Regions from separate parts of the Homo sapiens genome. Here region 1 is linked to region 2. Evidence: chromatin loops called from intact Hi-C (ENCODE). Cell type or tissue: dorsolateral prefrontal cortex. All regions are shown on one strand. Each heading gives the region's core, and the rest is flanking DNA. Links, peaks and the distances in the headings are about the cores only.

Region 1 (5,775 bases), core at 329-5,328, 180 kb after region 2:
TCATCTTGAATTCCGACATGTTATGGGAGGTGCCCAGTGGGAGGTAATTGAATCATCGGGGCAGGTCTTTCCTCTACTGTTTTTGTGACAGTGAATAAGTCTCATGAGATCTGATGGTTTTTAAAACGGAGAGTTTCCCTCCACAAGCTCTCTTTACCTGCTGCCATCCACATAAGATGTGACTTGCTCTTCCTTGCCTTCTGCGATGATTGTAAGGCCTCCCCAGCCACGTGGAACTGTGGGTCCAATTAAACCTCTTTCTTTTGTAAATTGCCCAGTCTCAGGTATATCTTTATGAGCAACATGAAAACTGACTAATACACCCCTTTAGACAGATGAACCACTTTATGCACCATTGCATCCAGTGGTAGATTGTGCAGAAATATTCCAGGACCAGGCTGGCCAGAGGATGGCCTTCTCAAATAGCAGCCAGCATATGTGATCAGAGGGATTTTGACACACAGAAAGACATCCAGGGATGCATGCACACAGAGAAAATGTGTGCACACAGAGAGGACACAGTGAGAATGTGGCCATCTGCAAGCCAAGGAGAGAAGCCCCAAGAAATCATATTTGCCGACACCTTGATTTTGGACTTCCAGCTTCCAGACTATGAGAAAATAAATTTCTGTTGTTTAAGTCACCCAGTCTGTAGTATTATTTTACGGAAGCCCTAGCAAGCTAATATAGCTGTCAATGTAAACTCTCAAAAGTAAATCAGATCATGTCACTCCTGTTTAAAAATCCTTGAAGGGCTTCTCACCGCACTTAGAATAAAATCTGCACTCCTTAATGTGGGCTATGTCAGCCAGTCACTGCTTATCTTTTCAACTCATCTACCACTAAGCTTCTCCAGCCCACAGTGCTGCAGTCACAGTGGCCTTTCAACAAACTGTCCTGCAGTCATGCCACGTTCTTTTCTTCCTCATGGCCTTGGCATTTGTTGTTCTTTCTGCCTAGAAGCCCTACCTAGTGCTTTTTACCTAGTTGGTACTAAAATCATTCTTCAAGATACATTAATAGTTTCAAAATCATCTCCTCAGAGAGATCCTCCAGACCACCTGTGGAGTCTGTTCCCCTCTCCATGCATCTAGGCTGGCCTCAGTGACTCATTTGAACAGTCACATGCAGCAAAAGTAAACTATGGAGACGTTCAAGTCTAGATTATATCAAGATTTGCAGCTTCCACCTTGCCTCTTGGAATACTAACTCTGAGAACCCAACAATCACACTGTAAAGAAGCTCAAGCAGCCACATGGGAAGTACTAAAACCCATGGGTGTCAGGCAGTCGAGGCTGAGTCTCAGCTCACAACCAGCACCAACTTGCCAGCCTCGTGAATGAGCCAGCCCTAGCTGAGCCTCCCCAGCTGACACTCCATGGAGCAGAGATGTTTGTTTTGACCATTAAGTTTTGAAGTGATCTGTTACACAGTAATAGATCATAAGAACACCACTTTATGTAACATACCACCCTGACTGATTAACATCTACTGCACCATTGTTTTATTCCCTTCATAGCACCTGCCACAATCTGAAATTGCCACATTTATTTAACTTCTTTATTTCCTATTTCCCACCACCACTAGAATATAAACTCTACGAAGGCAGGCAACCTGGCTTTGTTATTCATCACTAAATCCATAATAGAGTAGATGCTCAATAAAGACTGACTGAATGAATAAATGAAGGAGTGAAAAAGTGAATTAATGAACTCACTTCAAGCCCTTGATTCAGAATGATAAGGGAAGGGGCCTCTTCTGCCTAGTTAAATCAATACAGTTGACAAAATATTGAATCAATGATGTCCTCAGCCTCCTTGGTTTGCACTGGGCTCTTCATTCTTCTGCAGTGAACACTCTTTCCCCTATAGTCACATTCACTTGGCTTGGAATTTGAGATCCATCCAGTGAGGAACAGTTCACTCGAATAAAAGAATCTTGTTTCTGAAGAGCTGTGAATGAACAAAGGCCTGGAGCTCTGTGGCACTGTGGAAAACCAATGAACCTGCTGCCTCATTCTCTTTTAAAGGGAAGTGCCATGTTTGCATTTTCATCAGAACTTCAATTTTACCCTCTGTATCTCTTACCTTTTCTTTCCCTCTTTTCTCCCTCTCTCTTTTCCTTTGAATGCATAGAATACTAAAAAGATTAAAAGGCCTTGGAGTGTATGGAATGTACCTACAGGGTGATATTAATATCAACATCCTAGAAAGAAAACGGACCCAAATGCAGACCCATCTAAGTTGATTTTGGCAAAATGAGGTGCCAACCTTTGAAACTATCAAATCCTCCCCTCCTGTAGAATTTCTCCACCACTGACAGGACACATATTTCTCCTATCCTTGCCCTGCAATATCCCTTCTAAAACTAGATAGATAGATAGATAGATTATAGATAGATAGAGAGATAGATAGATAGATTATAGATAGATAGATAGATTATAGATAGATAGATAGATAGATAGATAGATAGATAGATAGATAGATAGATATGGTTTGGCTTTGTCCCCACCCAAATCTCATCTTGAATTCTCACGTGTTGTGGGAGGGACTTGGTGGGAGGGAATTGAATCGTGGGGGCAAGTCTTCCCCATGCTGTTCTCATGATAGTGAAAAGTCTCACAAGATCTGATGGTTTTAAAAAGAGGCGTTCCCCTACACAAGCTCTCTCATTTTTTGCCAGCTGCCATCCACATAAGTTGTGACTTGTTCCTCCTTGCCTTCCACCATGATTGTGAGGCTTCCCCAGCCACATGGAACTGTAATTCCAATTAAATCTCTTTCTCTTGTAAGTTGCTCAGCCTTGGGTATGTCTTTATCAGCAGCATGAAAACATACTAATACAGTAAATTGGTACCAGTAGAGTGGGACACTGCTGAAAAGATACCTGAAAATGTGGAAGCGACTTTGGAACTGGGTAACAGGCAGAGGTTGGAACAGTTTGGAGGGCTCAGTAGAAGATAGGAAAATGTGGGAAAGTTTGGAACTTGCTAGAGACTTGTTGAATGGCTTTGACCAGAATGCTGATATGATATGGCCAATGAAATCCAGGCTGAGGTGGTCTCAGATGGAGATGAGGAATTTGTTGGGAACTGGAGCAAAGGTGACTCTTATTATGTTTTAGCAAAGAGACTGGCAGCATTTTGTCCCTGCCTTAGAGATTTGTGAAACTTTGAGCTTGAAAGAGATGATTTAGGGTATCTGGCAAAAGAAATTTCTAAGCAGAAAAGCATTCAAGAGGTGACTTGGGTGCTGTTAAAGGCATTCAGTTTTATAAGGGAAGCAGAGCATAAAAGTTCAAAAAATTTGCAGCCTGACAATGGGATAAAAAAGAAAATCCCATTTTCTGAGAAGAAATTCAAGCTGGCTGCCGAAATTTGCATAAGTAACAAGAAGCCGAATGTTAATCACCAAGCAGTGGGGAAAATGTCTCCAGGGCATGTCAGAGGTCTTCACAGCAGCCCCTCCCATCACAGGCCCTGAGGCCTAGGAGGAACAAGTGGTTTCATGGGCATGCTGTGTGCAGCCTAAGGACTTGGTACCCTGAATCCCAGCCATTCCAGCTGTGGCCGAAAGGGGCCAACGTAGAGCTCAGGCCATGGCTTCAGAGGGTCCAAGCCCCAAGCCTTGGCAGCTTCCACATGGTGTTGAGGCTGTGAGTACACAGCAGTCAAGAGTTGAGATTTGGGAATCTCTGCTTAGATTTCAGAAGATGTATGGAAATGCCTGGATGCCCAGGCAGAAGTTTGTTTCAGGGGTGGGGTCCTCATGGAGAACCTCTGCTAGGGCAGTGTGGAAGGGAAATGTGGGTTCAGAGCCCCCACACAGAGTCCCCACTGGGGCACTGCCTAGTGGAGTTATGAGAAGAGGACCACTGTCCTCCAGACCCCAGAATGGTAGATCCACTGACAGCTTGCACCGTGTGCCTGGAAAAGCCACAGAAATTCAACACCAGCCCATGAAGGCAGCTGGGAGGGAGGCTGTACCCTGCAAAGCCACAGGAGTGGAGCTGCCCAAGACCATGGGAACCCACCTCTTGCATCAGCATGACTTGGATGTGAGACATGGAGTCAAAGGAGATCATTTTGAAGCTTTAATATTTGACTGCCCTGCTGGATTCTGGACTTGCATGGGACCTGTAGCCCCTTTGTTTTGGCCAATTTCTCCCATTTGGAATGGCTGTATTTACCCAATGCCTGTACCCCCATTGTATCTAGGAAGTAACAAATTTGCTTGTGATTTACAGGCTCATCGGTGGAAGGGACTTGTCTTGTCTCAGATGACACTTTGGACTGTGGACTTTTGAGTTAATGCTGAAATGAGTTAAGACTTTGAGGGACTGTTGGGAAGGCATGATTGGTTTTGAAATGTGAGGACATGAGATTTGGGAGGGGTCAGGGGCAGAATGATATGGTTTGGCTGTGCCCCCACCCAAATCTCATCTTGAATTCCCATGTGTTATGGGAGGGACCTGGTGGGAGGGAATTGAATCATGGAGTCAAGTCTTTCCTGTGCTGTTATTGTGATAGTGAATAAGTCTCACAAGATCTGATGGTTTTAAAAAGAGGCATTCCCCTGCACAAGCTCTCTCATTTTTTGCCAGCCACCATCCACGTAAGATGTGACTTGCTCCTCCTTGCTTCCATCATGATTGTGAGGCTTCCGCAGCCATGTGGAACTTTAATTCCAATTAAAACTCTTTCTTTTATAGGTTGCTTAGCCTTGGGTATGTCTTTATCAGCAGCGTGATGATATACATACATACATATATATATATATATAGAGAGAGAGAGAGAGAGAGATAGATAGATAGAGTACATAAATAGATACATAGATAGGTGTAGACAGATAATAGAAATTTCTTCCACTCTCTTTCCCCCAGGATAGATTCCTTTCCCCAAAAGTCATTTCTGCACCCAAAACAGAGACACCAAGAAACTGCTTGATGTTGGTGGTTTTGAGTTGGATTGTGTGTCTGCCCAGCCAGTCTTGACTGGTCAAGTTGGAACACATGGGACAGGAGAGGGATAGGATCCCAACATTCACATAGAGCCTGACTTCACTGCTATGCCTACCAGCCAGCCAACAGAAACCAAGAGAGAGGGATTTGGAGCCATGCCTTTCCAGGGATCTATCCAAAGGCATTTGTAGGTCAGGGTCTGGAACAAGTTGCCATCTAGGCCAACCACCTGTGACTCAGCTCATTCCAACATTTTAATACGAGTAATACCTGGTTAAAAATGAACACCAGAAATGACTGAAAGGAATTCAAGAGCCAGGTGTCAAAGGGCAAGAATTAGCTTATTCCCTCTTGACATGGTTATGGCAAGAGGTTTATTAACCTAGTCTGCCATGGCAGACATTGTCAGGACCCTCCTGTACCCCGCATTCTTACCACTTTTATGCATACTGGCCTGACTTCCAACTGCTGGCATCTCTGTTTTTTTGCCTGGGAGTTTCTCTTCCTGACGGAACCCCCCCGAGAGCAGCCCTCAACCAATTACTAATGGGATTGGGTATATAAATACCCTAGCCCCCTCACCCTTGGAGCAGGATACCTCAGAGGCACATTTCTACACTGAATCCTAGAGTTTCCTCAGTGGGACTAAGCTCTAGTCACCCACAGGAGTAGCTAGCTTGAAAACATACCCTTTATTAACTTTTATCCCTTCCTTCTCTTCACCTTGACCTGCCTCCTAATGTCCCCTTCCTTCCCAAATCTCAAACTGTCTCCACTCTAATCCTTGTCTTACAGATGATTTCTGGAGGAACCCAA
Region 2 (5,775 bases), core at 437-5,436:
GAGAGTTCTGAAAAGCTGGATTGGGAACCCCAGCAGGTGGGCATGCTGCCATCATGCAGGCTGCCTTCCAGCCAGACCATTAGCCTTGGCTTTCTTGTTAAGACTGAATCTAGGGAGAAGGCTTTCAGTGGGCTGAGCCTGCCTCTGGGGCAGGAAGAGAAGCCATGACCTCTTGGACTTCCAAAGTGGGCAGTGGTCACCCAAAAATCTTTCCAACCAAGACCTCACAAAGAGTCATGAGGTGTTTTTCTAAGAAGTAAGCCAGGTTCTCTAGGAAAAAGGAATAAATGATCAACAGTCCCAAATAACAAATATTCACTCTATCCATATGATTCTATTGGCAGAAGAGTTCTATTGTACATTCATTTGGAAGGCATCAGGCTAAGGGCCCTTCCCACATGACAACTAGAGAAGTTCATCCCATCCAGCTGTTCAGTCTCCAGCCAGGAGAGGAGGGGGCAGGAACTCTCTGGCTTCTTGACCACAGAACTGCCCCACATGCCACTGTAAGCCCCAGTTCTCCTGACAGCTGGTGGGGAGACAGCAGGAAGACCACTGCCTTGGCTTGGGTTACCCCAAGAAAGCAGAGCTACAGAACAAAGGCTTGCATGCAGGTAGTTTATGTTGTCCTCACAGACTGGAGACAGGGCAGGAAAGAAAGCAATGCAGAATATGTTATTGAGCCGATCATCACTGTGGACCATGGGGCTCAGGGCTGCCAGGACCCTCTGAGAAGCCACGTAGAAGAGTCCTAAGAATTGTCTAGCTGAAGAACAGAGAGGGAAGTAATTGTATACTGGCTCCTGCCCTCCATGGGTCAAAGATTGCCCATGATGTGTTGGGTTTGGTGTGTTGGGTTTGGGCAGGCAGCAGAATAGCAGAGTGCGTTCCTGCATGAAATGGCAGCCGGGAATCCCCAGTGTGAAAAGTGAGAGATGTGGGCACACGTGATGGCTGCAGCATCGGCTGGAGGCAAAGCGTGGGTGGGGAGGGTGGAAGGCAGGGCACCAGGGGCGTTCAATGCAGCAACCCCTTGGCTACTTTCCTCTGCCTCATCCCTCTTTGAGGGACACAGGCACATGATGTGCCTGATATTCAGGTCGCAGGAGGCTTCTGCATGGTTTGCTTGTTGGCTGGTGGGCATTCCAGCCAGTGAGGAAGGGGTCACCTTTGACTCCACACAGCATGGCATCTCTCAGAGTTTGGGGACCGACATTTCATAAGGGACCTCACCCTGCTTCCCAGCATCTCTCCCTTCGAGTCTGTATATTCATCCAAAGGCAGTCTGTATTCCAAGAGGGAAATCTGCCTCCTGCTCACCCTACAAGCTGGCTCTGCCCCAAGGGTGAGGTTCAGTGTGCGGCAGCCAAGGGCCTGCAGTCAATGGGGACAGAAAGGGAGCCTGTGCCATGCTCGGGCCAGGGCAATGGAGGCTTGAGCAGGCAAGGTCCCGGCTTTTGCGCAGGCTGCCTGTAGAAAGGGGGAGAAAGCATGCCTGCAAAGCTGGCTGGGCCTTGGCCAACCTGTCCAAACCTCTCAGGAGGTTTGTTGCTTGAACTGCAGTATCTGAGGCCTGCAAATGGGCCTCACCAGAGGCTTGAGATATTTTTATGAGTTTTTATTTCTAACATCCATTCGCCTCTGGCTCCCTTGCCAGTTGACACGGGTCAGACTCTCTTGTGACATGACTCTTCACGGCACCAAAGGCCCAAGCCTTGCACTGTAACCCCTTGGTGGAAGAGATTGCTATGGTTATGATTTTATTTTCAGTAAGTGTTCATGAATAATCTATTCCACTTACCAACACTTATCAGATCCCAGGCACTGTGCTAAGGACTTAACATACCTTCTCTCATTTTTCCCTACATAATTCCCTACTCATCCTTTGGATCTTAATTGTCCCTTCCTTGGGGAACATCTTCCTTGACTTGGTCACCCCTGCTCCCCCCATGCCCTTATTATGTGCTCTGATTGCACCACAAACCTTCTGCTTGAAGTACCTATCTATCTCTGTTGACATTTTACTTTTATTCGTGTCATTTTTTTAATTCACGTCTGTCTCCCATGCTGGAAGAAAAGTTGGTGGCCCATGCTCACCACCACATCCCACACCTAACACAGGGCCTGCCTGGCACATGGGAGACACTCACTAAAATGCATATGCAAAGAAACAATGATGGACTATCTTTCTCAGAACCCTACAGAGTATATTTTACACTAAGACTCGGAGAGGTTAAACAGCCGGCCCAGGGTCACATAGCTGGTAAAGGTAGAGGTAAGATTTAAATGTGTGTTCATCTGGCCTCAAAGCCAGGACTTCACTAGTGTGCTCTGCAGCCTTCTAGCGTTCAAGGGTATTTTCTCTCTTCCCCTGCCTGGTCCCACCTGTGAAGGGCAGAGGGGTCCTGCCCCAATCTCTGGCCCTCTCGTTTCACCTCCTGCCCCTCTCACTAGGGTCCTGACTTCCGCCCTCTGACCCTTCCAGCTGTGAATCCTGTCCCTTGCAAATGCGTCTGTTGCCATTCAGCAGTCTCTTGGCTGGCAGTGCAGGTCTCCATCTGCTGTAATGGCATGGTGCCTGCTCACAAGATGGCATGCTATTTTTACCCAGCTTAGGTGCCAAGCCGGCCAGATGTTTTTCAGCAGCAAAGGGAGGTTGAGCATTGCTGGGGTGTGGAGGGATGCTTCCAAATGTCAGCTCCTCAGTGGGGCTGGGGCAAGGGATGGCTCTGGGACAGGCAAAAGAAGCGCTCTGCCTGGAAGTGGGCACCTCCAAGAAGTGTCATTCCTGGCATCTGTCTGGGGCTCTGGCAGTGTGCCAGGAACTGGCTGCTGGTTCTGAACTCTTGCCGGGCTGGGATGAGTCTACTGCAGGAAGGAAATGCTCTGGGTCAGCGTTCCCAGTGAGTGCACGTGCTTCTTCCTCCCACTGGGGCCCTGGAGTCGCTGGACCCAGATGGTGACACCTGGAGGGCTTCCATGGCTGAACTGGCTGCTTGGAAAATTCCAAGTTTGGCTGGCGGCTCTGGTCTGGAGGAAATGGAGGAGCTGGCTGGATCAGGCTGAGTCCAGGCATTTGCTGTGATCATTTTTCCCTCAGAGCAGATGGAGCCAGAGGTCTGGCGATCTTAATCCCTGCTCTCTCCTTCCTGTGGGGGGTGACCCTCAGTTGAGAAATACCCCCCCAAATGACAGCTAGATGCAGGGGTGTGCGGCATAGCCCCGCTGGCCCAGCTCCCTGTTTTCCTAACTTCTCCACTCCTGTGTGACCTTGAGCAAGTCACATCCTCTCTGAACCTCAGTTTCCTCATCTGTAAAACATCCAGAGCCCCTCCCTGCCAGATCTGGGAGCCTGTATTGCAGTGAGTTGCAGGGAATCAGTTGTTGCCAAGCTTTGCTGACCTTTCCCCAAAACCAGCCATCCTCAGACCTGCCATGGGAGACGAGCAAACTCTGCTCTTCTGCCCTGATGTGTTCAAGTTCCATATCTAGATGCAAATCCCATTTCCTCCCCCAAGGAAACATTTCAGAAACCTCAGACCCCCTACAAGAGGCTGCCTCCAAGTCCAGGCTTCCGGACAAAAGACCCCCTTCTCCATGAAGGATGGGAGTGCATGTGGAGAGAGAGGAAATGTTTGCAGCTGTGGCAACCCGGCTGAGATAATCAGACTTCAGGGAGGGGTTCTTGAGGCCTAATTGAACACAGCAGTCTGGCAGTGCTGGGTACAGCCCAGGAGACGTCAGCCCTGGATGGGCAAGGAGGCCAGGGCTTCTCAAACTTGAATGTGCATCTGAGCCACCTGTGCATCTCATTCCAAGGCAGATGATTCAGTCGGTGCAGGTGGGGCCTTTGCATCTATGCGGTGGGCAGAATAACAGCCCCTCAAAGATTTCGCTTCCTAATCCCCAGGACCTGTGAATATGTTGGTTTACATGGTTAAGGGACGTTAAGTTTGCAGATGGAATTAAGGTAGCTGAGTGGCTGACTTTGAGATGGGGAGATTATCCTGGATTATGCAGGTGGGCCTGGTGGAATCACTGGGTGCTTATGTGGAGGAGAGGGAGGCAGGAAGAGAGGTCAGCATGAAAAGGACTCAACCTGCTCTTGCTGGCCTTGAAAGTGGAGGAAGGAAGTCACGAGCCAAGGGATGCAGGCAGCCTCTAGGTGCTGGGGAGAGCAAGGAGGTGGATTCTCCCCCCAGAGCCTCTAGGATTGCAGATTTGAGATCCTGCTGACACCTTGATTTTTGCCCAGTGAGACCCATTTCAGACTTCTGAACTACAGAACTTTAAAAGAACACATTCATGTTGTTTGGAGCTACTAAGTTGGTGGTAATTTGTGACAGGAACAATGAGAAACTCCTACAGTCCACATTTCTGCCAAGCTTCCTGGTGGTGCTTCCAGGCCACACTGTGAGTAACAAAGCTTCAGGCTGCCTGAGGGTGGGGCTTCTTCCTAGGCCAGGTGAGGACCTGGAGGTGGGAGAAGGCTGTTCAATGGCTTCCATGAAAGCTGGCTTTTGACACTGTTTTGTCTCTGTCCCTTCGTTCCTCCCCACACGATTGTTGGAGGTCTCTTGGTTGTTTCTTACTATGTTCCAAGTCAGGAGTTCCTGGTTTGTGGGCTGGGAGTGCTGGGGGAGTTACTGTAAAGGCCCCTGTTCTCCTGAAGATGAGCACTGTCTGTTACCCAAACAAATGAGACCTCAAGTAAATTGCATTTCTTTTGTTCAAATGAATGCAGGTGCCACGAATAGGACCCCACTGGTGGGGGGTGGTTTAGAAAAGAGGCTCTGTCCTTTGGCTAAAATCTAAGCTCTATAAGCACCCAGGTGTCCCTGTGTAGTCTGGACCCTCCCTCCTCCTCCCAGCCCACCTGGCTCTTTTCCCCTCATCACACATAAAGCTCCAGTACCAGTGGTTTCTTCCATCCTTGAACATGGGTCCTTTCTGCCTTGACAGACTCAGGGGCCTCCTCTTCATTCTCTGGACTTGGGTTAAGAGCTGCCTTATCAGAGGGGCCTTCTCTGACCACCCTGAGAGAGAATGGCTCACCTGATACTCTTTCTTAGTGTTCTGGGTTAGTGTCCTTTATTACAGTTTGTGGCTGTGTATTTATTTGAGGGCTTTGCCCACCGCCTGTCTATCCCTTTGGATTAAGCTCAGTGAGGGCAGGGCCTGAGCATTTTGTGTCCACCCATGCCCGGCACATTCAGCATGTGTCATGTGCTTAATACAAATTTGTTGACCAGGGAATGAATGAATGAATGAATGTACATCTAAGCCCTCATGCGGAGAATTCCAGAGTTTGTCTTCTTTCCTTGATGCTCTGAGCCTCCCTTCTGGACCGCTTCTGAGCAGTCTCCTAGACTGCTTATCCCTCTCAGAAAATAGGAGCCCTGTCGTTGACAAAATCGGTCCCTGCTTTCCTTAACATTTCCCCCTACCTTTTTTGTCTCTCCTTCCCATCTCCATTGTTTATCTCTGCCACAAGGAGCATGGTCTTTGCTGCTCTCTTCTCAGTTTGATTGGTTGCCTCCTAAAAGGAAAAAAAAAAAGTTGCATTCTTGGTGCCTGGACATCCTTTCTCCCATTTTAATCGCGAGTCAGTAGGGCTTTTGTATGGGATGAAGCTGAATACTTGTATTTACTTTTGTTTTATTCCCAGAGTTTTTCTTGTTCATGTGAGTGCTGGCAGCTGCCAGAAGAAATATTCTGTTTCTGGCCTCCCATCTTGGTGGGGGATGTGCAGGCTGAGAACACAGGAGCTGACTT

What was found. Peaks named below come from ENCODE experiments on the same cell type or tissue, not always from the same donor. Only the 100,000 strongest peaks of a DNase experiment are listed, where the experiment ranks them.
Region 1: a loop joins it to region 2, with 2.2 times the contacts of the local background. A loop is called at or near these places in 1 of 110 quality-filtered maps.

What each region holds. Positions count from the first base shown.
Region 1 is chr3:72,061,585-72,067,359 of GRCh38, reverse strand. All of the region lies in intron 2 of LINC00877 (long intergenic non-protein coding RNA 877), which reads left to right. Among named protein-coding and RNA genes, the nearest start is that of LINC00877, 36 kb to the left of the region's middle. In dorsolateral prefrontal cortex, for the core only: no CTCF peak of the experiment used is centred there; no DNase peak of the experiment used is centred there; H3K27ac peaks cover 442 bases.
Region 2 is chr3:72,242,496-72,248,270 of GRCh38, reverse strand. No RefSeq gene overlaps it. Among named protein-coding and RNA genes, the nearest start is that of LINC00870, 94 kb to the right of the region's middle. In dorsolateral prefrontal cortex, for the core only: no CTCF peak of the experiment used is centred there; DNase peaks (open chromatin) are centred at 1,380 and 2,570; H3K27ac peaks cover 5,000 bases.